2 separate regions of the Homo sapiens genome follow, and region 2 is linked to region 1. Evidence: read pairs that join two places in POLR2A ChIA-PET (ENCODE). Cell type or tissue: endothelial cell of umbilical vein. All regions are shown on one strand. Each heading gives the region's core, and the rest is flanking DNA. Links, peaks and the distances in the headings are about the cores only. Region 1 overlaps BNC2 (basonuclin zinc finger protein 2). Region 2 overlaps BNC2 (basonuclin zinc finger protein 2).

The links. ChIA-PET counts read pairs that join two places held together with the same protein. Peaks named below come from ENCODE experiments on the same cell type or tissue, not always from the same donor. Only the 100,000 strongest peaks of a DNase experiment are listed, where the experiment ranks them.
Region 2: POLR2A ChIA-PET joins it to region 1 with 5 read pairs; 2 of 35 experiments call an interaction of 5 or more read pairs at or near these places.

The regions. Positions count from the first base shown.
Region 1 is chr9:16,657,357-16,669,825 of GRCh38, reverse strand. All of the region lies in intron 3 of BNC2 (basonuclin zinc finger protein 2), which reads left to right. Among named protein-coding and RNA genes, the nearest start is that of BNC2-AS1, 63 kb to the left of the region's middle. In endothelial cell of umbilical vein, for the core only: no CTCF peak of the experiment used is centred there; no DNase peak of the experiment used is centred there.
Region 2 is chr9:16,712,488-16,724,956 of GRCh38, reverse strand. The region is part of intron 3 of BNC2 (basonuclin zinc finger protein 2); the gene reads left to right. Among named protein-coding and RNA genes, the nearest start is that of BNC2-AS1, 8.1 kb to the left of the region's middle. In endothelial cell of umbilical vein, for the core only: no CTCF peak of the experiment used is centred there; DNase peaks (open chromatin) are centred at 2,806 and 4,296; H3K27ac peaks cover 2,591 bases.

The DNA of each region.
Region 1 (12,469 bases), core at 2,735-6,734:
TAAGTGGATGAGCTGATCTTCATTTCTTTTTCCGTGGTATCTGATTTCTTTCTGGTTGTTTCTGTTTAAAGAAATATGTACTGCTTATAGGAATGATAATTTAAGCAGTTAGAGAAGAAGTAGTTCTCTATTTGTGCAGGTAGATGGAAGGAACACCTTGCCAATGCATAACATAGTATCTCACATACTTTAATTCCCTCAATAAGTTATTGTATTTTAAAGGTAAAAGACCAGGACAGAGAAACAACAGAGGGCCTGATTCTACTAAGAATTTATAACTGTTATAAGATCCTCAACCAATTGGAAGTTGCTGTCTAGTGAGATGTGCATCTCATTTGCTATTTTGCTCCAATTCACAATAGCCAGTACTGTTTCAATAAAGGAAAAATTTAGTTTACTCTGCTAGAACTTTCTCTTGATCTGAGGGAGTTGGATAGTTGGATTATTTGAGGTTAACATACCTTAGCACCTTTAGGGCAAAATGTAACCTGGGGGTGTGATAGAATATTCCATCTAGAGGATAAGGAGTTTTAGATTATAAGGAAAATTACTCCCTTAGTGGGCTCTTCAGGAACAATTTTTTATCTTGTGGTTGGTCACTTTCAATATATGGCAGTTGCTTTCCATTATATTCTCAGGCTCCAATCAATACGTACAATATTATGCAACTTATAGTTACATTATAACCAAAATATGTCAAATGTGGTTTCTGAGTGGCTGATTTACAGTAAGTCTTCCTCAGTCCCCAAAGTGGGTATTATGACTAATTTAAACTTTCATACACCAAAGCAATTTTTTTCATATGAAAATCGTGTGTCTTGAGGGGGGTGGGGTCTGTAGAGACAGAAGGAACAGTAAAGCACTGCGTCAACTTACTCACATACAGATTGATCCATTGTCATCTCCTTTGCATCTCATGGATTGTTGTGAATTATTTGCTCACCCTGGGAGAGACGTGCTCTGAATTATAATAATTTAAAATCTGTGAATCTATTAAAACCGTATTTGTAGCTCTAAAAAAATTGATATTCACTGGGCAGTTTGCCCAACAAGAGAAAGTCAAAGAGATTACACACTTACCCTAGGTAACAGCAACCACCCTGCCAATTCTTCCTTTGAAAGAATACAGCAGACCCAAATTATACATCTGTGGATAAGGGGAGACAAGAAAAGAACTCAATATATCAAAATCAGAAAGTAAATTCCACAATAATGGCTACAATAATGTTTCAAGATGGTATTTTAGCATAGGCCTAGTCATTGAACTAATCATAGCTTAGAGGGGTTTAAAATTGTTTAAAGTACATCCTGACGTTGTTAAGTATGTTTACCACTCTCACTTGAAATCAGAATATTCACTCATGTATGGTATACCCTGAGATCATATCGGAGAATGACAATGACTGCATTGTTTGGTGGAAAAAGTGAGGCCCAGAGTGTCACAATGGTTTTCTGATTTCTCATCTAAAGGTCTTTTCATAGGATACTTAATTAACACATCGAGCTCCCGCGGTATGCCAGGGGCTGGCAGTGTAAAGATGCATAAGAAGAAGCTAGGTGCAGTGGTTTGTGACTATAGTCTCAGCTGCTCAGGAGGCTGAGGCAGGAGGATCTCTTCCAGACTAGCCTGGGCAACACAGTGAGGTCTCCCAGTGAGGTCTCCTTCCTTTAGAAGAAAAACAAGGTGCATAAAAATAAGCTGGTCTTTCCATGGGAGCTTCGCTAAATGTGATCTTCCCGAAGGACAGGTTTAGTCCTGTTCATCTTTCAGGTCTCAGCACTTACCATTGCGTCTGGCACTTAGTAGGAACGTACCTAATAATTGCTTGATGTGATAAATGCCAATCTTTGTGCCATGGAATCACAGAGGACAGGAAAACCAAGGAAGAATTTAAAAAGGGGATGGAGTTTTAGTTGAGTTCTTGAATAGTGTTTTGGGGTGCAAATAGAGTGGAGAATAGGTAAGCCCACCTAAAAGATGCTCTCCTTGAGGGCAAGAATAAAGTTGTGTTGATCTTTGTATATCCTTGTATCCAGCATAGTGCCCCATACATAGTAGGTCCTCAAAACATATGCTATATTTTTTTCTGTATATAAACTTGAACTATACCTTTCTTAACTTTCATATTACAAATGTGGTAAATGTTTTGGTTTCAAAACATTTCTTGTTTGATTATATCTAAATAATTTATGCTAGAAAGAAAATGCTGTCAAAAGGCTATCTCATTTAATTTAATTATGTCAAGAAGAAGTTGAAAGTATTATTTGCTCAGATAATCCTCACTTTCTGATAATTGGAAATCGACTTTCTTGGACTGTTAAGGATGACCACCTCAAATTACTACATTTGGCACTAAGTGGAGAGTCCCACTGTTAATTTTCAATTAACTACAATGTTGATTATCTTGTCAGTAACAATGCTTTAGTTGTTTTTACCACCTAATCTCAGTTGAGGAGATCATGGAACTAACAAGAGCTTGATTGTGGATTTTATTCTTGTATAGGCCGGTTAAATTTGCAAAAGGAAAAACTCCTTGAATAAACATAGACAGCACTCCAAATTTTGGTTAGCTGTTAAATAAATGGATGCTATTATTACAAAAGAGGACTTGGCTAAAGAAGGTAGATCATCACATCTCATTACCATTTGGATAAACAACCAAAACATGTATTCTAGTGACAGTACTTTTATAACATCGGCGTGTGTGCGTGTGTGCGTGTGTGTGTGTGTGTGTGTGTGTGTGTATGTGTATCTGAGTGATGTGTGCTTTTCTGAAATTAGTATTTAGCTTTTTAGTGGAAATAGGAAGCCTACAGTGTTCTTTATTGGTTTTAAATTTTTTCAGAGTGTAATATCACTCTGGTACTAGTTCATAACTATTTGAATTTATCTGTGAATTTTTTAACTGTAGACTGAAGCAGAAAAAAAATCAAAATATGTCAGGCAAACAAAATGTTCAGGTTGAATAATGCTAACTACATTTAAGTGAATTAGCACTTCCTCAAAACATGAAAAATTTGTTAAGAATATATTGCTTCAAAACGTGTGTGCATCTGGCTTTGTATAGATTAGTGTAGACTACATTTCAGATGGGCGGCAAAACAGATATATTTGCTGTTTAGATACCATGTTTAAACTAGGAAAACAGGTCTGCTGGATGTGTGTTGAAGTGTTTAGCTCCAGAATCACCCAGTGAGTCTCAGTAATGAAAGCTGACCTGTGGTTTCTTGAAAGATGTTTTTACTTAATTGCCAAGATAGCTTAGATGTTGTTTACTGTGTTGTCAGTTGCATTGTAGCATTTAGAGAATTGATAGTGTTGGTCGGTAACCTTTCTGTGCGTGTGTTTTTAAGCTGTTGTTTCTCTCTTTTAATGAAGCACGTTAAATATCTTTAATGCCACCTACCTGCTTTATTGGAGGATTCATGATGTTGAGAAAAACCAAATAAAATTTCTATATAGAGTTATAGGAGAGAACATTTGCAGCGGACATAGCAGAGATCAAGGGAATGCCAACATTACCAGAGTGAAGAAAACAGAGAACTGAAGATGAGACCAAAATCAGATAGATAGAGATGCCCTCTGGCAAACTATAGCTCTGGAGGAAAGTATGTTAGAAGGTAGCTCTTCATAGAAAAAAAAATGTATTTTATGGGAAAAATATTCTAAAAAACCCACATGATCTCCTATTTATTGAAATATGAATTCAAATTTTATACAAGAAATAACTCATTGAAAGTAGTTGTCAATGAAGTAGTTATTAAAATTACTGTGTTTTAACAAATAAATATCTGCATTGAAATGGCACAAGGAAAAAAATGGGGATAATTTACCAGATAAAATTTTAAAGATAGTTTCTTTAATATTTTTAATCCTGGAAGTCCTTATTGCAAGTATGACTGAAAAACTAATCATGGAAATATGTGTTTTTTTCAATTAGTTACAGATGATTTACTAGGAGAGGTTCAACAGGTAGGAAGTATTTGTTTACAGATCGTTTAGGATTATAATTTTTAAGAAATGAAATGCCTACTTAGTAAGGATCATGTTTGTAATGATACTAACTCCAGAGTGCCTAGATCCGTGCAGTTCCAGGGCTTGGTTTCAGAGGAAATAAATTTTGTTCTGATTAGAAAATTAACTTGCATTATGCATTTTCATATCTCTGAATCAGTCTTGACTATAAATTCATGATGCTAGTCAAATATTAAACACACTTTCATGCTTAGTAGCATAAAATAGTGTCAAATGGTAAAATAAGATGGTAAGAACTGCTCAACCTCAAAGAATTTACAGGTCTAGTTTAGGAAATTTGCTGTGATTTCTCTCTCTCTCTTTCTTTCTTTCTTTCTTTCTTTCTTTCTTTCTTTCTTTCTTTCTTTCTTTCTTTTCTTTCCTTTCTTTCCTTTCTTTTCTCTCTTTCTCTCTCTCTCTCTCTTTTTTTTTTTTTTTTTGAGACAGAGGTTCACTCTTATTGCCCAGGCTGGAGTACAGTGGCACGGTCTTAGCTTACTGCAACCTCCACCTCCTAGGTTCAAGCAGTTCTCCTGCCTCAGCCTCTGGAGTAGCTGGGATTACAGGCATGCACCACCATGCCTGGCTAATTTTTTCTATTTTTAGTAGAAACAGGATTTCACCTTGTTTTTCAGGCTGGTCTCAAACTCCTGACCTCAGGTGATCCACCCGTCTTGGACTTCCAAAGTGCTGGGATTACAGGCGTGAGCCACTGCACCCGGCTGAAAGTTGCTATGATTTCTAAGGTACTTCCTTAATTTATAAAGAAGTTACAGGTCTAGTTTAGGATAGTTGCTGTGATATCTAAGGCACTTCCCTGCTTCTGCCATGAAGCATTGTGCTAATGCTGCCTATAACCTGCCTATTCTGAATTTAAGATTCACTATATTCTGAATCTAAGAATAGGCAGGGTGTAGGCAGCATCAGCACAATGCTTATGGTATAGGTGAAGCATTCTGGTGCTCACATTTCACGTGGACATGAATTCTGAGAGTTTATTCCAGAGCAGAACAGCGTTTTCAGCTGAGGACAACAAAACCTTCTCCTTATTGGGTCTCTTGTAGATCCCCTGTTTTTTTTTGTTTTTGTTTTTTTTTGTTTTTTTTGTTTTTGTTTTTTTCCTGAATACCCTTATTGCCCCTACTTTTATTTTCCTTTCATTTTTATGAATCTGTCATTGATGAGCATCCTACCCAACACCAGACCAGATTAGGATACAGGCAGTTTACAGGAATTTTTACCGCATAGAAACCCTGAAGTTGTAGTTGCTTCCTACAAGGCCAGAAATTCTCTTCAGTGTCCCCAGACAGTCTCAGCTAAAAGGAGAGAGGCCTTGAGCAAAAACTTGGTATAGGCTTATGAGTCAAGACCATGGTTGGATGCAATTGTAGTGGAATTTCTCTGGATAGGAAAGTTCTGGACCCATGAACTTGTGGTTGGGAGGGGTAGTGAGAGTCAGACATTCTGGGCAAAGTGCAGCATTAGGGAAGATTTAGCATGCCTCTGAGCAACAAAATATGTAGATGCCAGCCAGGGAAGGACTGGCGTGGAAAGGAGGGACAACCTTGGGACTCTGAAGTATGTTTAGGAAATCAATAACGTGGAGCATTCCCTATCAAATTCAGTGTTTGAGATGAAATGAATACTGATGTCACAAGTCCAGAGTGTCATTTTTTTGTCGTGGTATTTCCCTTTACATTGGGAAACAGGAGGAATAAAGGCCTATTATTTCGAGAAGCAGGATAAAGGTGGAATCGAGGATCAATGGAGGGTTAAGTTTTCATAACTAATCTCTAATAATAATGGCACGTTAGTTGGGTTAGCCCTTTTCTTGCCAGGGGCTTACCTCCTCCCTTGTTTTGGACCACACATTTAATATAGCAAGACTTTATAGGTAGACTCTAGGCAAGTTTCTATAGGTTTAACAGTACATTTATTCAATGAGGAAATTACTTATTAAGGCAAAAATTTATTTGGAAAAATCTGTTTTCATGTGTCTGCTTTCAGATTTTTTTCTTTCTTATTAAGTAAGGAAATAATATTCACACCTGACTCTTTAAAATTTTGTTCAGTGGATTAGATATCCCAGCAGGCACATTTGAATTGACGCTATTGGACATTATTACTCTTTCTGAGATTTTTGAAATGCTCTTTTGTGTTTTTTACCTGTGTAAAGTCACCGGAATGCAGTTACAGAAATACATAATTTTAGAGCAAATATTCTAAGAACTAGAATATTAGTACCAAGAATATCATAATATTAGAGATCATGAAGTTCAGTCCCTTCTTTTTATAGTATAGTCCAGAATCACAGAGCTGGAATACATAACCTTCTTGGTAAATTAGAAAGAACTCATATTTGTATTAGTTTGAAAACAGAGTGGGCCAGGCATGGTAGCTCACGCCTGTAATCCCAGCACTTTGGGAGGCTGAGGCCAGTGGATCATGAGGTTAGGAGTTTGAGACGAGCCCCAAGATGGTGAAACCCTGTCTCTACTAAAAATACAAAAATTAGCCAGGGACGGTGGCGGGCGCCTGTAATCAGCCCAGCTACTCGGGCGGCTGAGGCAGGAGAATGGCTTGAACCCGGGAGGTGGAGGTTGCAGTGAGCCGGGATTGCGCCACTGCACTCTAGCCTGGGCAACAGGGCAAGACTCCGTCTCCAAAAAAAAAAAAAAAAGAGTAAACAGAGTGGAGTGCCTATGGATCACTGGAATTGAGCGAGCGAGTAGGGGAGGTGTTAGGGATGTTATTGATGAAATCACTTGGCTGTATAGTGAAGCAGATGAGATAATCAGAAAGGGTATAACCAGAATAGACTGTAACCTCCTTGAGGGCAGATCATAAGCTTTCCTTTTTCTATTGCTACTACTGTTTAAGGCACTTACTGCAGGTAATAGCAACTTTAAAAGCATTTGTTTAAAATTATAATAAAAACACATTGATTTAGTAACCTTTTAAGAATGGTGTTTCTAGAGAAGGAAGCAGTAGAAAGTCTCCCTGATTTTATGCCATCAAATATTCATTCCTTTTTCTGTTTTAGGTAGGATATTTTCTCTTGTTTTATTTTATTTTTTGAGACAGTCTCACTCTGTCACCCAGGCTGGAGTGCAGTGGCCTGATCTCAGCTCACTGCAACCTCCACCTCCTGGGTTTAAATGATTCTCCTGCCTCAGCCTCCTGAGTAGCTGAGACTACAGGCATGCACCACCATGTTCAGCTAATTTTTGTATGTTTAGTGGAGACGAGGTTTCACCATATTGGCCAGGCTGGCCTTGAACTCTTGACCTCAGGTGATGCACCTGCCTTGGTCTCCCAAAGTGCTGGAATTACAGACATGAGCCACTACGCTCAGCCCGGGTATTTTCTCTTGTGATGAGTTAAAATCTGGCCAATTACCTCTGACCATGCCTCATTGTAATCAGTATTTATTTTAAGGTATGACTCCTAGAATTTAAATAAAGTATTGGCGATGTGGTGTAATTAGTGTAGAGTAGAATGAGACCTTGCCCTGTTGTACACTTCATAGGTTTGTTGTGTTTACTTTTTTGAGCCATATGCTCTAGAATGTTTTAAATATGTAGCATCACATCATCTACCATTTAGAGGACCAGAATATCTATTCTGAGTACACAAAGTAGACTCATGAACTAATATGTGAATGTTTTCCCCTCTGAAGGAGAAATATTGGGAGTTTAACAGCTTGAGTAGAAATTTCCTTTTGAATGGTTAACCAAACTGGTATCACTTTTAAGGTCCTAAATCCCAATCTGTTTTTCTAGGGAAACATGTTGGCAGCTGTTCGAAATAACTAGTGGTTTAAAGACAATTGTTAGTGTGGTTTTCTACACACTTAAAGCTTAGACCTGCTCTGTCACTTGTCTTTGATGCTAAGGAGTTGTCTAAGTAGTTGAGTTAAATAATTTCAGATTAGTTTTATGCATTAAATGGTTTGGTTTTATTTTTAAAAACCTCTGTTATTATTTAACTCTGTAGTAGACATTTACAAAATAATTTTTCTTATGTGTATTTACATGGACATTAAAAACATCTTAAGAAATTAATTTTATTGATGTTTTTAAGTTCAGGAATGTTCTCACAACAAATCACACACACACAACACATGTAGTCTTTAGAAATAGACATGAAAATAAGATCATTAGATGTTCATGCCTGCTTAATAGGAGTCTCCAAAGCAATAGAAATATTAATATATTGGAACTCTGATGGAGGGAATCCCTGAGTGCAGAGAGGAAACTGATAACACTAAACTTTAATGGCCTCGGAAATTATGAGACAGAGGACTCCAGAGTCTTCTATAATACATACCTTAGCTTTGTTTTCATCTCTGGGGAACTAACATACAGCTATATAGTATACTGATCACTTCCCCATATACTATTGAAGTCAGTCTCCAAGTAAACTTGTGATTTAGTAAGGGCAGGTGGTACATGCTGTTTTATAAATGAGGAAACTGGTTGAGAGAGTTTATGTGGTTTATCCAAGTAAGTTCAAACAGTTAATAAGGACTAGCTATAGTAAGACTTAAAACCTAGGGTTTTTTTGTTAGAAGATGAGTATATTACCCATTACATCTGTTCTTCTGATGATACAGGAATGAGGTAAGGGCTCACACCTTCTTTCTCTCTAGGAATGAAGAAAGGAACCCCTAGGTTGTAAAATCAATTTTACCACATGACGTTGGGAAGGTTAATTGCTTTTCTTGAGCCTCAGTTTCCTTACATTTAAAATGGGAATAATGGTATATACACTTTAGAATATTTAGGATTAAGTTAGATCATCTACAGTCATCCTTCAGTATCTGTAGAGAATTGGTTCCAGGACCTCCCTCAAATACCAAAATTTGAGGACGGTTTAGTTCCTTATAAATGGCATTACTATGCATATAATCTATGTCCATCCTCCCGTACACTTGAAATCATCTCTATATTACTTACAATACATAGTATAATATAAAATGTAAATACTATGTAAATAATTGGTATACTGTATTGATTTTTAAATTACTATTATTTTTATTGTTGTGTTGTTATTTTTTTTTCCTGAGTATTTTCAATCTGCAGTTGGTTGAATTCATGGATGCAGAACCCACAGATACAGAGGGCCTATTGTATAGCAGTCATATTGGCTGGCACATTCTGTGGAAACTTAGTTTTTCCCCCTTTTTGTCCTTTCTCTTTTTCTGCTATCCAATAAAGTTTGGCTTTGTTTGTGAAGGCTAATTATAGTCCGTGCTATTGGATACCTTAGGCAGCTTATGTTCTGCTAAAGAGTAGGAGGTGCACACATAAACAAGGAACTAATACAAAGTGGTATGTATTTTTTTTTTTTTTTTGAGATGGACTTTCGCTCTTATGGCCCAGTCTGGAGTGCAGTGGCACGATCTCAGCTCACTGCAACTTCTGCCTCCCAGGTTCAAGCTATTCTCCTTCCTCAGCCTCCCTAGTAGCTGGGATTACAGGCGTGTGCCACCACGCCTGGTTAATTTTGTATTTTTAGTAGAGACAGAGTTTCTCCATGTTGGACAGGCTGGTCTTGAACTGCCAACCTCAGGTGATCCGCCCGACTCGGCCTCCCGAAGTGCTGGGATTACAGGCTTGAGCCACCGCGCCCGGCCCCAAAGATGTGTAATTTTCAAGGGGAAGTCCAAGACATTGTGGGCAAGGGATGCAAAGTGCTAGTAAATAGTACAATTGGAGAACAACTAATTATGGGGTCCCTAGTGTGAGTAAAACTTATTTGGGGGTGAGATGTTAGATTTGTAAAATATTTTGCAGGGAATAATTTGGCTGAATACAGATATTAACTGAACATATAATTCTGTTTCAGGCATCTATTTGGTTGCTGGAGGTACAGTGTAACAAAGTCCTTTCCCCTTGGAGATTATATTCTAGTGGAGAAGACAAATAGTAAAGAACATATAAGATAGGGAGTATAATAAGGGCTATGAAGAAAAAAGCAGAGAATAAGGGGATGGGAAGTGAGGCTAGAGAGGAGCCTGTTATTTTACATCGTGTGGCCAAGAAAAGCAACGCTGAGGAGATGACAGTTGAGCAGAGAACTGAATAAAATGAGAGAGCAAGCCCTGCACAGATCAAGGGAAGAATATTCTAGCAGAGAGAACAACAATGACAAAGACCCTGATGCAGAAACAAGCTTGGTAATTTTTTTTTTTTTTTTTTTGAGACGGAGTCTCGCTCTGTCACCGGGCTGGAGTGCAGTGGTGCAATCTCGGCTAACTTCAATTTCCGCCTCCTGGGTTCAAGCGATTCTCCTGCCTCAGCCTCCCGAGTAGCTGGGATTACAGGCATGCACCACCACACACAGCTAATTTTTGTGTTTTTAGTAGAGATGGGGTTTCACCATGTTGGCCAGGATGGTCTCAATCTCCTGACCTCCTGATCTGCCCACCTCGGCCCCCCAAAGTGCTGTGATTACGCGTGAGCCACTGTGCCCGCCGCAAGCTTGGGATTTTGAGAAGCAGCGTGGTTGCCAGTGAACAGGGGTCCTGAAATTGCAGAAGGGCACGATGAAACGGAGAGCCCTTTTACATGGCGGTACAATAGAATTTGACTGTAATACTATTGTCAGGGCCCTCTGCATTAAGTCAGTGCACGTGTGTGCATTCACATGCCCCCCCCCGCCATCCATCTGCCATTTACCCACACCTGTCCATCTATCCATCCATTCAGCCATTCAGCAAATATTTATTGAGTACCTCTCTTAAGTTAGCCACTGTTCTAGGACCTAGCTCTCAAATGAATTCATGCTTAAGTTTAATCACATTCAAAAAAAGAGACAGTTGCGATGATCAATGGTTTGTGTATCGGCGTAATGTATTTTTCTGATCCTAGTTGATGATTTTAAGACAATGTAAACTGTCACCTTAAAATCTAATGTGTCCTTCAGCCATTGCTTTTTAGAGGGAAAAGAGTGTAAGAGAAAAAAGTTGGGTGGGGGGTGTGGGCATAAGAAAGAGTGCCTTCAACATCTGGGTAAAGAGAGCACTGGTTATTTGGTAGCTGGATTGTCTGTTCTGGGATAGTTGGTAAATTAGCTGTGAGGCAAAGTACAGTCTTTCCTTAAGAGACAGACCAAGTTGTTTATTGATGCTGGGGAGGAAAAGGGCTGGGCACATGCTTATAAGACCTATGATCTTTCCCAGAATTTGGAAGGATAAGAGAATTGTTAAGAATTTGACATTGGAACTGTTCCCTCTAATTGTGGCTTAGACCATTTGATGGGAAAAAAAATATTAAGGAATCCAGGAGGTGATATGCTGAACAATATGGGGACTATTCACGGTGAAAACAAGCATTTACCCAAGCATTTGACCAGGGTAATGTGTGTTTTAGTTTCAGGTAGTAGAAACTGAAGTGGCTTTGTTTCACAGTGACATTTAGGAACATTGACTAAAATATACTGGGCTGTTTAAAGTTTTGTTTTCTTTTTTCCCCCTCTCCCTTACAGTACTCCCCCTGACTCCAAATTCTCCAGCCTTATAGCTGTTTCCATGTTTTGAGATTACTGCAAAAACACTTAATGGCACACATATGAAAATTTTTGTAAATGTCTAAATAGTTTAACAATGAAAATTTTCACTCATTCTACATGTATTACTGATTTGGAGAATTTCTAAATTGCTGCACAGTTTTATTGCAATGTAGAGATGTCCCCATTCCCTTGCAAATTAGTAAATTAGGATCTCCTTCTACCTCTGAGTGCTATGGATGCCATCCCTTCTCTTGTCCCGAAATTCCGGTCTATTATTGAACTTCTGTTTATTCTACTTAGGGGGTTGATTCCTTTAAAAGTGTATTATTACATATATTAAACATAAGAATTTTAGAAAATCAGAGATTACAAAAAGCAGGAACATCATCTGTAACCCTAACTGGCCTGCCCTAAGATCAACACACCTATGTATCCCAAGTAGCCCCCACAAATTATGCTTCAGGTGACATCATAGTATGATATATAATATTGATATGATGTAATGTCATTGATGCATTTGTGTATTTGTATGTCTGATATTATGAACAGCCTTCTATCATCTTTAAGAGTCTGCACATTATTCCATTATATGGATAAAACAGTTCTCCTAGAGTTTATTTCTAATTCTTTCCTATTATTAATACACGATAAGCCTCTTTCTGGTCCAAGCACATTCCCTTCAGCCTACTGATGGCCAAGTCACACCTCTGTTTCCATCTGGCAGTCCCTTTCTCTCAACTTCCATTCAGAACTCAGCCTTTAGAAAGAGGACATAAAAAATTTGTTTCCTCTTCTGCCTTAGCCTCCCACAGTCTAGCTTCTGTTTCTTGTCTTCTCCACAACAACAGCTCTGGAGCGCTGACCTCTCATCTGAAGCATATTGTAGAAGCGTTTCTGTTTTTTTTACTTATTTCTCTGTGACATTTGATGCCACTGACC
Region 2 (12,469 bases), core at 2,693-6,692, 55 kb before region 1:
TTTCTTTAATAGTATAAAAACTAATATTTTCCTGATTATTTATTTAGACGTTTGAAAACTCTGACTAGTAGGGCTGCTATAAAAGGTTTCAAAACTGAGTTACAGATAATTTACCATCAGTATTTAACTATAGAGAAAATTGTGGGAAATGTCCATGAATACTGAAATTTAATAATCTAGTTTTATGTGTTCTATTAGTAAACTAGGAAGTAGGGATACAAAAATCTTTGTCTTTTGTTTCATATGAGCAAAGTTGGATCTGCTTAAATGTACATCTTTCATTCTGTCTAATAGTAACAAATAATCACAATCTGAAGCCAATTTAGATTTAGTGGGATGAAGTATGTGCCCCTAAAGTTCAAGTGAAGTCTATTTGACTACATTTTCCTGTGCCTGTACATTTTTTCTTCTATACTCAAGTATGATTTTCTCAAATTATTTCTATGTATATAGCTGAGTATTTGAGAACATTAAAGGGTATGACACTTGTGTAAAGGGAGTTCTTCTTTGGATCAGTTTGATCAGTGACAGGTGGAGAAAGAACCTTATTTTGCCTATTTTAGTTTCACAAGGTACTGTTAAAAGCAAAAAATGAGGCTTGCTTTTCAAAGTTTTTTTTTTAATCACACTTGAGGAGGCAATTCTTCTATTTGTATAAATATTTTGTGCATTTGAGAGAATAGTAAATAAAATTCTTGTAGCTATCTCAAGGGATGTAATAGTCCAGTCTATTTAAAAATCTTTTTAGAAAGGAAACCATAAAGGTATATAGCTATAGCCCACATTTAATGTGTTACTAGAGACATTTACCTTTTATTATTGGTGAGGTATATTTAACCTGTTTCAAATAAAATGTAGATCCCTTAATAAGGTCTTTTTTCATACTTGAGTGAAATACTAAGTTAGGATTATAAATGACTCTCTGCATCATTATGTAGTAATTTAGGATTCACCCGATGATGTAACAAAATTAACAACATAATTTCATTGTGAAACTGTGTCTTATTAAAGAACAACTGTCTGACATTCTCTTACAGTTGCTTTATTTAACTTCATGCAAATATTATTAGTAGTGACATTTTTCTATTGTGCATTAGATTCTCTCATTAGCATGATGTGTTAGTTATCACCAGAGAAATCATTTTTTAGATAGGTGAGGGGCAAACCAAGAAAGCTAAAAATTAAATCAACGATTTACATTAATACCAGAGCGTCTGCTCACCAGAGATATGACAGAGTAAAAGCAAACTTTCTTACTAATATAAAAATCTAGCACCTTTCAGAGAAATGATAAATAAAATATAAGAAATGTATAATAACATTGCTAGAATCCATTTAAAACAGTGCTCAATATGAATTTTCCTCAAGAAATCTTTTTTTTCTATTCATATAGGCCAACAATCTCAGTTTCTGGAATCTATATTTTTAAATGAAAATGTTTTTGTCCCCCCCCCCAATTTTTTTGAGTATTTATTCACTAGTCATTTAAAAGGCATATATATATATAGTATTACAAGTCAGACGCCTAGTTGTACATTGTGGTTTGGGTCTTCTTTATAGTTCATACAACGCATTTTTATTCTAAACTCTGTCCCACTCAAATAGACATCCCTTTTTACATAGGATGTATATTCTTATTTAATCAAAGCCCTGAGTAAAGCAGCTGATAGTTAATGGTCTTTGAAAACGACTTTCATTGCCAGGCATCATCCATCCCTAGCTTGCTTTCTGCAGTTTTCTCCATTTTTTACTCCCTTCCTTACAGTTAGTATGTTTGGATGATCTTGTCTTACTAAAAAAGGATTAAATTGACTAAACTTGTGGTCTTAATGCTAAAATAAATATTTATATTAAGAGGCATGCAGTTTTAGCCTGTTGAATTACTAGGCTACGACCTCCAATTTAGGCCCCTCTTAATTTGAGTGGTAATATGTTTTATTTTTAACAATAGACATATATTCAAATATAATTCTCAGTATATTGTCTGATAATGTAACACTAAAGTAGGAATATTTGGGTATTTGTATTTGTTAAGATACAAATTGTAGCATAGAGACAGGTGCTTGGTTTGTCCTAAACTTTGAAGGTCTATGGATAACATGCAGACTTCACATAAGAGATACCGTCTCATTTGTAATGCAGTGGGAAAGTAACAGTTTATATATATGGTATTCTATGTACATGTAAACGTTAACGCAAGTAAAGCATGCACAAACATATTCTCAGGTGTGTATTTTGTATATGTTAAAAATCTGTGCACAAATTTGGAGTTTATTTTCAACATGATTCATTTAAATGAATTTGAACACAGTAGGTGATCGTTTTGAAATTATTTAATTTTCTCACCTTTCTGTCATCTGCAAACAGGTCTATTATGTTTGTGTAATTTGTAAAGCCTTTTGCTAAGGTGAGCCAAGTAACTGCAGTTGAAAAATAAATCCCTCTAAGGTGCAGATATCTTATCTATAATTGTAGGTATTTTTTATAATTATATTTATGAGTGTATATTCACATTCACTGATAAATCCAATTATTCATGCATAGCTTTATGGAAATCTGATTAATGCAGTGACAGGACAGATTTGGGCTGCCACAGCAGCACATCCTCCCACTCCCATGTCAGGGTTAAGAGCCACGGCAAATCCTCCCTGACTAATTAGATGCTGAGTAAGGCATCTCTGAGAAGTTGGGGCAGAAGTGAATGGGTCACAACCAAGGCAGGATTGCAAGGACTCCAGTGATAGTGAAAGCATTCAAGTTTGCCAGGTCGTTGTGACACAGGGAGCTGATTCCAAAGGAACAGTCCGTTACAGATAGTGAGCTGGCGTCATCCACTTGAATGAAAAACACAAATTCTGGTGCCTCCCTCTCTCTACCTTGTATGCATTACACACACTCACTTAAAAAAAGTTGCATTGGGCATCTGCCGTCATCTGTCTGCAAAGCTTTTGAGAGGATTTTCCTTGTAAACGTGAATAGCTAATGATTCTGTATAGCCCAAGAGGTATTTTCTGAACTTGGCACTCTAGATTAGCACATATATCAAAAGGAAAGAGGAAAAGAAATTGGAATTTGTTTTTAGCTTGTGTCTATAATTTGAACCTTAGTGTTTGAATCGATCTAGGAATTAACTCCTTTTTCCCCCCAGAGTGCTGTCAGAGAACTTTGTGGTTGTAGAGAAAACAGAGTGAATCGGGTAGGTTGACTTTTTCAGTGAGAGAAATTTTCTGTGGGATTCCCTGCTTGTTATTGTCCAAAGAACATGGAATATAATGTTCCAAGATTTCCTTTCACGGTAGGTTTGGAGCCTGGTTTGTTATGCGTGTAGAAATAATTCGCCATTTGAAAATCCTCTTGTACCTTTGGTGGTACGCTTTTGTGGTCTGTTTATGGTGCTGCTCAGTGACCACCCTTCTCCAGACCTTGGTCAGAAGATTGTTTGGGGGTCCTAGGAAGTGATGGATCTCACTACTGTCTGCCAAAGCTGATGCCATTTTTTATTTCCAGAAAAGCAGCTGGCTTCTACATTTTGCTGGGCGATCTTCATCTACTGTAAGGACCCTGGAGACAGGAGAAAGGGAGTCAAAGACCCTTTCAAGAAACTGACATCTATTTTTAAGCTTTAGAGAAACAAAGGAAAAGAGACATAATTCAGGAACAACAGCCTTTATATCCTCACATAGAAACAAAACATTGGGTAATAGAGGGAATGTTTTCCTATAAGAAAAACTGGTAAAGATGCAGGAAAAATAAGATGAAAAAAATCTGCTAAGCAGCTCAAGGTCTAAGAAGTTTTAAAATGTGCAGATGGCATCCCAGAAATGATGTCTGGGGCCATGACATCCAGGGTCCCCACATTTCCTCCTCATTGAGCCTGACCTGTACTGCCATCTTTCTCCCCAGGTTTAAAGAAAGTTTAACGAATAGGAAAAATAAAAGTATTGATTATTTTTTAATTTGTGCGTTCCCTGTAGGAAGCCTCGCAGATTTCACAGTGTACATTCAAACCCTCAGGTGAAAAATTTATGACTGGAGTTCATTTGGGTGGAGACAGTGTGCAGTGTCATTCTGTTCAAATGCTGTATGTAGCATTTCATGCCACGAAGTGCAGAGATCAGGAGAAGAGAGGAATCGCTGTATGTTTTCTTCATTCATAGAGCTTTCTTTAATGGAAATGCTTGTGGAAAAACAACACATTACTCAAATTGGCTAGTTTAGGAACCAAATTCTCAACTTATTAATCATCATTCCGATTAAAAAAAAGAATTGATCCTTTAACAACAAAATAATATCCTTTTGTTTTTCTTTAATTAAGCCCATCAGTTTTTCATTTCTCTCTGTAAAGAAAATGAAAATAATCTTGAACAGTAGGAAGTTACTCATTGAAACAACTGATTCTCTTGAGCATATCTGACGTCTTATTTACTCAATGCTTTTGAACTGTAATGTTATTTCGCTACTGTCTTTAGGGTTTATGTGTCATTGAGTGGTGTTGATTTATAAATCTCATTCATATTTGGTTGGCAGAAATTTACTTAATGACCTAAATACAAGGTTATTCTGTTCCTATTTCCTTTCTCATAGAGGTAATTTCTTTCTCACTTTATTCTCTTTTCTTCTCATCTCTCTCATTCTGAATTCCTCCTTACTTTCACTGGCCCTTTTTGCCTTAATAGAAGAGAATTGAAATGCACCTGAAACGTAGCAGTAATTGAATAAATACCCTTTTGCCAATACATCATTCTGGCAGAGGCATGAGAGAGAGGTGCCACCCTCAGGTGTGGTCCTCTGTGAGTGCTGACAGGACTGTCTCGAGTGTTGCTGTAGAAGGGTTCTTTGAGTAAGGGCATGATAAAAACGTGTAACCAGGGGCCCTGGCTTATCATTCAGAGGTGCTGAAAGGCAGCTCAATTTGATCCTTAGCCTGTATAAGAAAGTACTTAGTTGAAGAGAGATTTTGCTTTCCTTTTTTCTTCTTTTAAAAACCTAATTCTTGGACTTATTATTTTGTGCAGTTAGACTTCTACACGAGCTTATTTCCCTACAAGAAGGAAAAGATACCAAGGGCAGTGCAGTAGGTTGAAGGGATGATTCTTTCAGACAAACTGCAGCTAGTAAGAGTTAACAGAAACATTTAAAAAAGGACTTGAAATGATGGTAGGACCAGTATTAATGGATGGTATTATGAAATTAAAATTTAAAGCATGCAGTATACATAACACATGAGGAGGATTCACTCTTGTTTTGTATTTAATAAATTTTAACCCATTGTCTCACAAGGCATACAGATTGTTAAAATTGACAAGACTGAAACATATTCTGTATGGGAAAGACATAGCTTTCAATATTGTTACCTGCTGTGCTTTTTTGAGACTGTCATGAATTTTTCAACTTTATTAAGGTGTCTTTTAGTGGCTATTGGTTCTCTAGACAGTTCTTCAGAACTCACATTTTATGATCGGAGTACCTGAACTGGGTGTCTGAAAAGGAAGATAACAGGTTAGTGAACGTTTTACATGACAACAAGTAATTGCTTTCAGCTGGCTTAAAATAATAACAAAACTAATATTAAAATGAGAATCTCCATTAGAGGATTTTAATAATTTTTTTCCCTTTCCATTAACATTTAAATCAAGAAGAATTTCATTGATTTAAATCATTAGGGTGGCTATTTGGGACACCTGATCAGGCATAGATTAAGAAAGCTGCCCACTACTGCGCCCTCTGCCAGTGCTGGAGGTCAGTGGACATGGCTGGGATGTCACCGGCAAGATATGGGGAGTAATTATACACTGAGCATATTCATGAGAGTGTCCCTGAGTGAGAATGCCTGCAAACATTCTCATTGTTGACCTCATGCCAGAACCTAACTTGGAGTCAGCGAGTTAGCTGCTGTTTAATATTGCTTTTCTTTTATTCTTTCTTTTTTAGGTATAAATATTAGAGTACCAGAAAGAACCAAAACCAAAGTCTGGCTGTAAACTTTGTGGAAGGACTTACTGTCTTGAAAGTACTAAAAATCCCATATTGCCACATTATGGTAGTGCATTTATATGTAATGCGTAGACATGCAGAAAGTGTATGCCTGCTCCATTGGTTGGCTGGTGACAATTAGGTGACTTAATTCTATGTATGTTGAGGATTTGCTAATGACTTCCTCAGAGGCAGTGAGCCTGTGGGTGGCTTTCCCCAAAGAGGCATTCTCCATCCTAAGAATCTTGTTGTAATTATTCCTTATACTATGCTATCTATATAGCCTTTTTCCTTTCTTGACTATAGCTTTTTGGTGAAACTCAGTGTCATTCATTGGAAAATAGCATGATGGTTTCTTATTTTGTGAACTGCCATTTTCAGCAAGTGGGAGACTACAGCTTACTTCAGATAAATTAGAATTGCGCTAGGATAGAGACACCAGGATGAGTCTCTCTGACTCAAATTTCAGATGTCTCATTATTTCCCTTTCTAGCAACTTTTGTTTGTTCTCTTGGACAACTTTGGAAAGTAATCATGGGACTGAATGGAGCTTAAAATATGTTACCAGTCCTATCATGACTAAATACTCTTCATTGTGGAGAGGAGTTTTTTCATTTTTACTTTATTTTTGTCATCTATTATAATGTAAGTAGGAAGGGATAAGAAGAATTCAAACTCCAACATCTGGGAGAGCTTGTTTCAGTAGCCAGCCGGGCAGCCGGAAAGCTGGCCTCATACAGGTGAGATGTGTTATGGGAATAAGGGCCTTGTGCACTTAATGAACCCTGCCTGCCTGTCAGCCTGGTTTTTCATGTACCATTGTTGTTCAAATAAGAAAAAGAGAGTGTTCACAGCCTGTGGTGAGATTAGAGTAATGAAAATGAAGTGTTAATCTGTTGATAGGAAGCACATCCCATATCCTGCATCCCGGGCCACATTCATGCGTGTATAATATATTCCAGGTTTTCTCATGACCAGAAAAGCTTGGGTGTTCATTATATTGAAAACATCCTTTTAGTAAAAGTGAGAAGTTGGTTGTTTTAACTTGTGTAAACAGTTATTTTAAATAATTTCTTAATAAACCAACTGCTGCTTACCTTCTGAGTATTCTGATAATCACTGTTCCTGTATGTGCCAGCAGTCCTGTACTTTTGATCTTTTAAATTTTTTTTACAACTGCAGAATGCCGAAAATGAGCTTCAATATAAGCCTACTTTGAGATACTCTTTTCTCAAAGTAGGCTTAATAGAGTGATTAATAGAAGGAGTTAAGTGACAGTAATACTTTTCTCTCCATAAAACACAGATTAACTAAAACATCCATTATCTCACACTTTATTTTTCATCTTAAAACAATTAAGTAGAAACAAAAATTTGTGAATTGTGAGTCTTCCAGAACTGCTTTACATATTTGCAGTCAGCTGCCATGATGTGAACCTGAGGAGACCAGCTTAAAGCTTTGGTCATCACATCATGGTAGGGAATTGTGTATTTCATAAAATTCTCTTTCTAAGATGGTATAAAAGGCAAATTAACATGAATGTAATGAAGTATATACTTTCCTTAGAATGTTTGTTTTAATTTTTGTTTTTTAAATGATTTTACTCAGTAATTAGTTGAGAAATTTCCATTTTTTTTCCCTAAAGCTATATACTTAAAAAAGAAAGAAAGTAAGTTTAGTCTTGGATTACAACAAGGCATTTTAAAGAAAGTAATGTGAACACTGGTTCAGTGCCCTTTATATGCAGGTCATCCTATAAGATCATATCTTTCAGATGCATCGTAAGAAATGGTTTGAAGAAAAGTGTGAAAGGGGTGCGGAGAGATAAATTAACAACTGAGTTCCAGGTGTCTATTTCTAATTGCTCACATTTCAATCATAATGGAAATTAAGGAAAAATGTTTCCCATAAGAAATACACTGTCATTCAGGCCTACCTAAGACTGCCTTTATGGAGTTCATGTTTACGGTATTTTCTTTTTTTCTATTCACCTAGGAGTTAAGGAATGCTACAGTATGATCATTATGATTTTGTGAACTGTTTACTTAAAGTTGTGCAAGTTGCTAAGAATCAAGAGAATTTGGGGATTAAAGTCCGATTGTGAAGTAAATTTGGCATATGTTCAGGGATTACATTCTTTAGGTAAAAATGGAAGAAAAATGCTTCCTTTCGGAAGGAAACACCTTAAAAACTAATCTTTCAAGCATGTGGTGCAATGATGAAACATAATGTAAAAACACTATAGTATAGTTGATCCAAATTAGTTGGCATATGACTGGTCATAGCCTACGTACTACAGTTTGCATGATACGTAAGCATTTCTGTACTGTAGTAATACGTCAGAGATAGCCTGTTTTTAATATAGTTGGATGAAATGAGAAGGCCGTTGCTTCCCTCTGCTAAATAGGGTATTTTTAATTGGTTTTTAAAATCCATTAATAGGTAGAAATGCTGTGTCGTTGTGATTGATTGGGAATAATGAAATGTAAAAGATATTCTCCTTGCAATTGCTTTCATGTAAAAAAAAAGTAGATATAAAGAAGTGCATGGTGACTGTGTCATAGACATCTGCTTTTAGGTAATAATCATTTGTAAAGAAATATGCCATGACTTTTTGGGTCATTTGAACCCATAATAATGTCTATTTAATGTAAGTATAAATGTCAGATGGTGGCATACATGTGGAGTCAGTAAAGATGAATATTTGCTGTGATAATAGTCATGCATCTTAAATGTTGACTTTTAAAATATACCTTGAAGACATATCCTATTTTCATATTACAGTACATTTTCACTTAAGTACATGATAGCTCTAGAAAGGAAGTGTGGAAGTGTTAACATGTGAAGGAACAAAATCTGAGTAATGCTTTGACATGAGCATCTATTTTGGGCTTCAGAGAAATAGGTGGCTGATTGAAAACCAATGTAAAGATTGTTGAACCACTCTGTAAGGCTGGGTCATCAGTTCTGGATTTACTATTTTAAAAAACATTTAATTATGAAAATGAGTTTCCTTTGGTTTGCACGAATGTTTCATTGAAATGAAACTTGCTTCCCATTGTCTTATATTCTGTAAACTTGTGAAATATGTATTTTTAAATCTCTGTTCTGAGAACACCCTCTTCTTTTTTTCCCAGAAACTCTAGAGTAGTATGACATTTTAAGGAGTAGTAGTTGTCTAAAAGGGCCATGTGGAGGTAACAAAAATTAAAACAAGTAGAGTGAGTCTAGTGGGAACTGTGGTGGACCAGAAAGCTCATGTCTCAACCACAGTGAGGTAGCTGCTCCTTGGTTCCAGCCGATTGTTACCAGGTGGGAATGCACGCCCAGTTTGCCAGATCCACTGCTGCTGCTTTATAATGATGAGCCAAAAATCCAGATTTTTATGTGAAATCTCCTGATTTTGAAATCTTGGCAACCTATTCAAATATTTTAAAAACTGTGTGGTCTAAACAAAACTCATCTGCAGGCTACATTCAGCCCTCTGGCTGCCAGATAGAAACCTCTGTTTTAGATAATATTTTAATGGATGAAGATAATAGTTTCATTGCATGTGATCATTCATCTTGGGAATTCCCCACTGGGATCAACCAAATTCTTCATTTTTTCCCCTGTGATTAGAAAAAAAGTTTAGTAAATATATTTCTGGTGCTGATAGTTTTGATGTATAGCTTTTCTCCTTATGACCCACATTTAAAGAAAAATCACCTGTGTGGGCAAAACAAAAAAATAGTCAAATAATTTAAATAAAGGTAGAAGCATAAGGATTTTAAAATAATAAAAGATTTCTGAATTCTGAAAATAATCCCATGATTTGTGTAAGTAATTGATGTAGATGAAAAGCCGAATTCAACTATAAAAAGCTTTTCGTCTCACCTTAAAGCGGTAGATTCTTGGCCCTGAATCTTTGTGGGATTGCTATAATTTACCAAGCAATTGATTATGATGTCACAAGGAGGAGATGGACCACAAGGGGGAAAACTTCCCCCTACTAATTCATGCAAGGCCAATATTTTATACCTGCTTCAAGAAAACATTATTTATATTGTATAAGATGAGGTTTAAAATGCCTGTCTATATTTTTTGAAGGGTCTCTTTAAAAGAAATTATCTATTCATAATTGAAATTCTCCAGGCAAATCAGTTATCAGCATTTTCAACAGAACAGGTAATTAATTGGTTTGAATTTCAAATTGAAGGTCATCCTGTTATTGATTTTCGTGGGAAAAGGAAACAAGAACATCCTGTTAAAATGATCTGCAAATGGGGCCTAGGTATATCTAGGCTCTTTCTAGGGTCTTGTTTAACAGCATCACTGAACAGTGTCAGAAACCAATCAGAAGGGAGCCATTTGTGTTTTAAACATAACAAGTTGTTGGTTTGCTTCCAAAACTTCAGAGAAGAACTCAACTGGAGAAAAGACCAGAGATTAACAGTTTGTGTTAGAGTAAGTCAGATATTTCAAATCAAGTGCTGGTGCAGCTTGTAAGGAAACATCTATAAATGTGTCAGAATGATGCTGGTATGCCATGTTCAAGAAGTTCAGCATCAACACAGCTGTGACTTAACGCTTTCAGAAACCTTTCAACTGGGAATTAGATAAAGTATCTTTAATATAAGGGGAGGGAAGCACTGAAGTAAAAGAGGTAGCGAATAATGGAGGATAAAAGAATATACCCCTTTAGATGCTGTTAATTTTTATAAAATAACATTTGTGCTTTGTGTTTGCTAGATAGTTTTATTGTTACATATGCTAGGCTATTTCAAAGCATTCATTTCTCTCCTCTGCCGTGTTTAAACTTTTTGAGAATGGTGTAATGTAAAGGTAACACAGACGAAGTGGGTGGCAGACATTTTGCCTTTCTACAGTAAACCGAAATTAGTATCATTTTGGTGGTTGAGGGGAGACAAGGTGTGGTTCTGTGGCCCAGGCTGGAGCACAGTGGTGAGATCTGGGCTCATGGCCAGCATCCACCTCTCCCGCCCAGGCGCAAGCAGTCCTCTTACCTCAGTCTCTGGAGTACCTGGAATATAGATACACGCCACCATGCCTAGGTGATTTTTGTATTTTTTGTAGAGATAGGGTTTTGCCATATTGCCCAGGCTGGGCTTGAACTCCTGAGCTCAAGCGATCTGCCCACCTCAGCCTCCCAAAGTGCTGGGATTAGAAGCATGAGGGCACCACGCCCAGCCAAAATTGAGTAAGTATTTTAATTTTAGCTGCACTAACTAGGTTGGAAACTTAATGCAGCTTCTTATGGTTCAAAGTAAAATTCTTAATAAAAAAAAAGGGCGGGGGAAAGCCTTCCATTCTAAATACCCTGGAGCTGTTAGTGCAGTTATTTCTAAGTTGACATACTTTTGTATAGGCATGACAGTGGCACCAACCATCTACATTAAGCCTTAACATTCCACAGAGCCATTTCAAGTTTATTATGAGCTTCAAAGCCTGCACATCCCTAAGAGAATATCAAGTTTAAGCATGTCACTTTGCCATAGTCACAGTTAACTTTCTTAAAAAAAAAAAAAAAAAAAAAAAGTGCCTTTTCCTAGGCTGGTTTTCTACAGGTTATCCTTGAAAAATTTCCCAGTTCAGTACAGTCATTTTTCTTACCCGTTGTTTCTGCCCCCTTGAGTTCTGTAGATTTATCCTGTTGGTGATGGTTGGAAACTACCTCCAAATAAAAGTAGTATTGGTCACAATTTGTTGAAAGGTCTATGACTATGTAAGTATCCCTTTGCAGCTTTATTCCTAGGGCTCAAGACATTGATCCCATTTTACCCATTTCCATTTGGGTTTCCATTGCAGTCCTTAAAAAAAAGTGTAGCTGGGGAGAAAAGGAACATGTAAAACTGTAAAATTGCTAATGCTGTCCTAGTACATGACAATTTCCCACCATGGAATGCTCCATGGGGAGGACGATGGGCCTGCTCAGCCTGATCTTACGGTACACTGCTTCTCTTCTTAGGGAAAGGAATTCCCCATTTCCTGAATGTGAAACGCCTACCCTTTTGGAGCCTCCTAGTCTTTAGTTCCTACCTCAGTTAATAAACCATCCCTGTCTATGCCTTGCATCTCAGAGATGGAATTTGACGGACTAGTCAGCATTGCAAAGGTCACCCTAAAGCTATTGGCAGAATACACTGCCCTTTGTTGCTCAGTGATGATAATGCTACTGTAGCAGTTAACTGGATGTATTAGACTGAGCTACTTTTCCAGAATACCAAATTATCTATTTATTTCTTTTAAACACCTGATAAAATGCCCATTTACAAGCTGTCTCAAGTGTATTTTCAAAAGGGATCTTAATGATAGTGAAATATCAGTGCTTTGGCCTCAGAAGAGATAATCTGTGCAGTGTGTGTGTCCGTTGTGTTGTTTTGCTTCCACGAAAATACTTCTAAAATTATACTCATCTTTTAGTGTTTCAGTTGTCTGAAACTAATCATGTTCCAACAAGTTTGAAAATTCAAGGTGTTAAAAAACAGTTTTATTT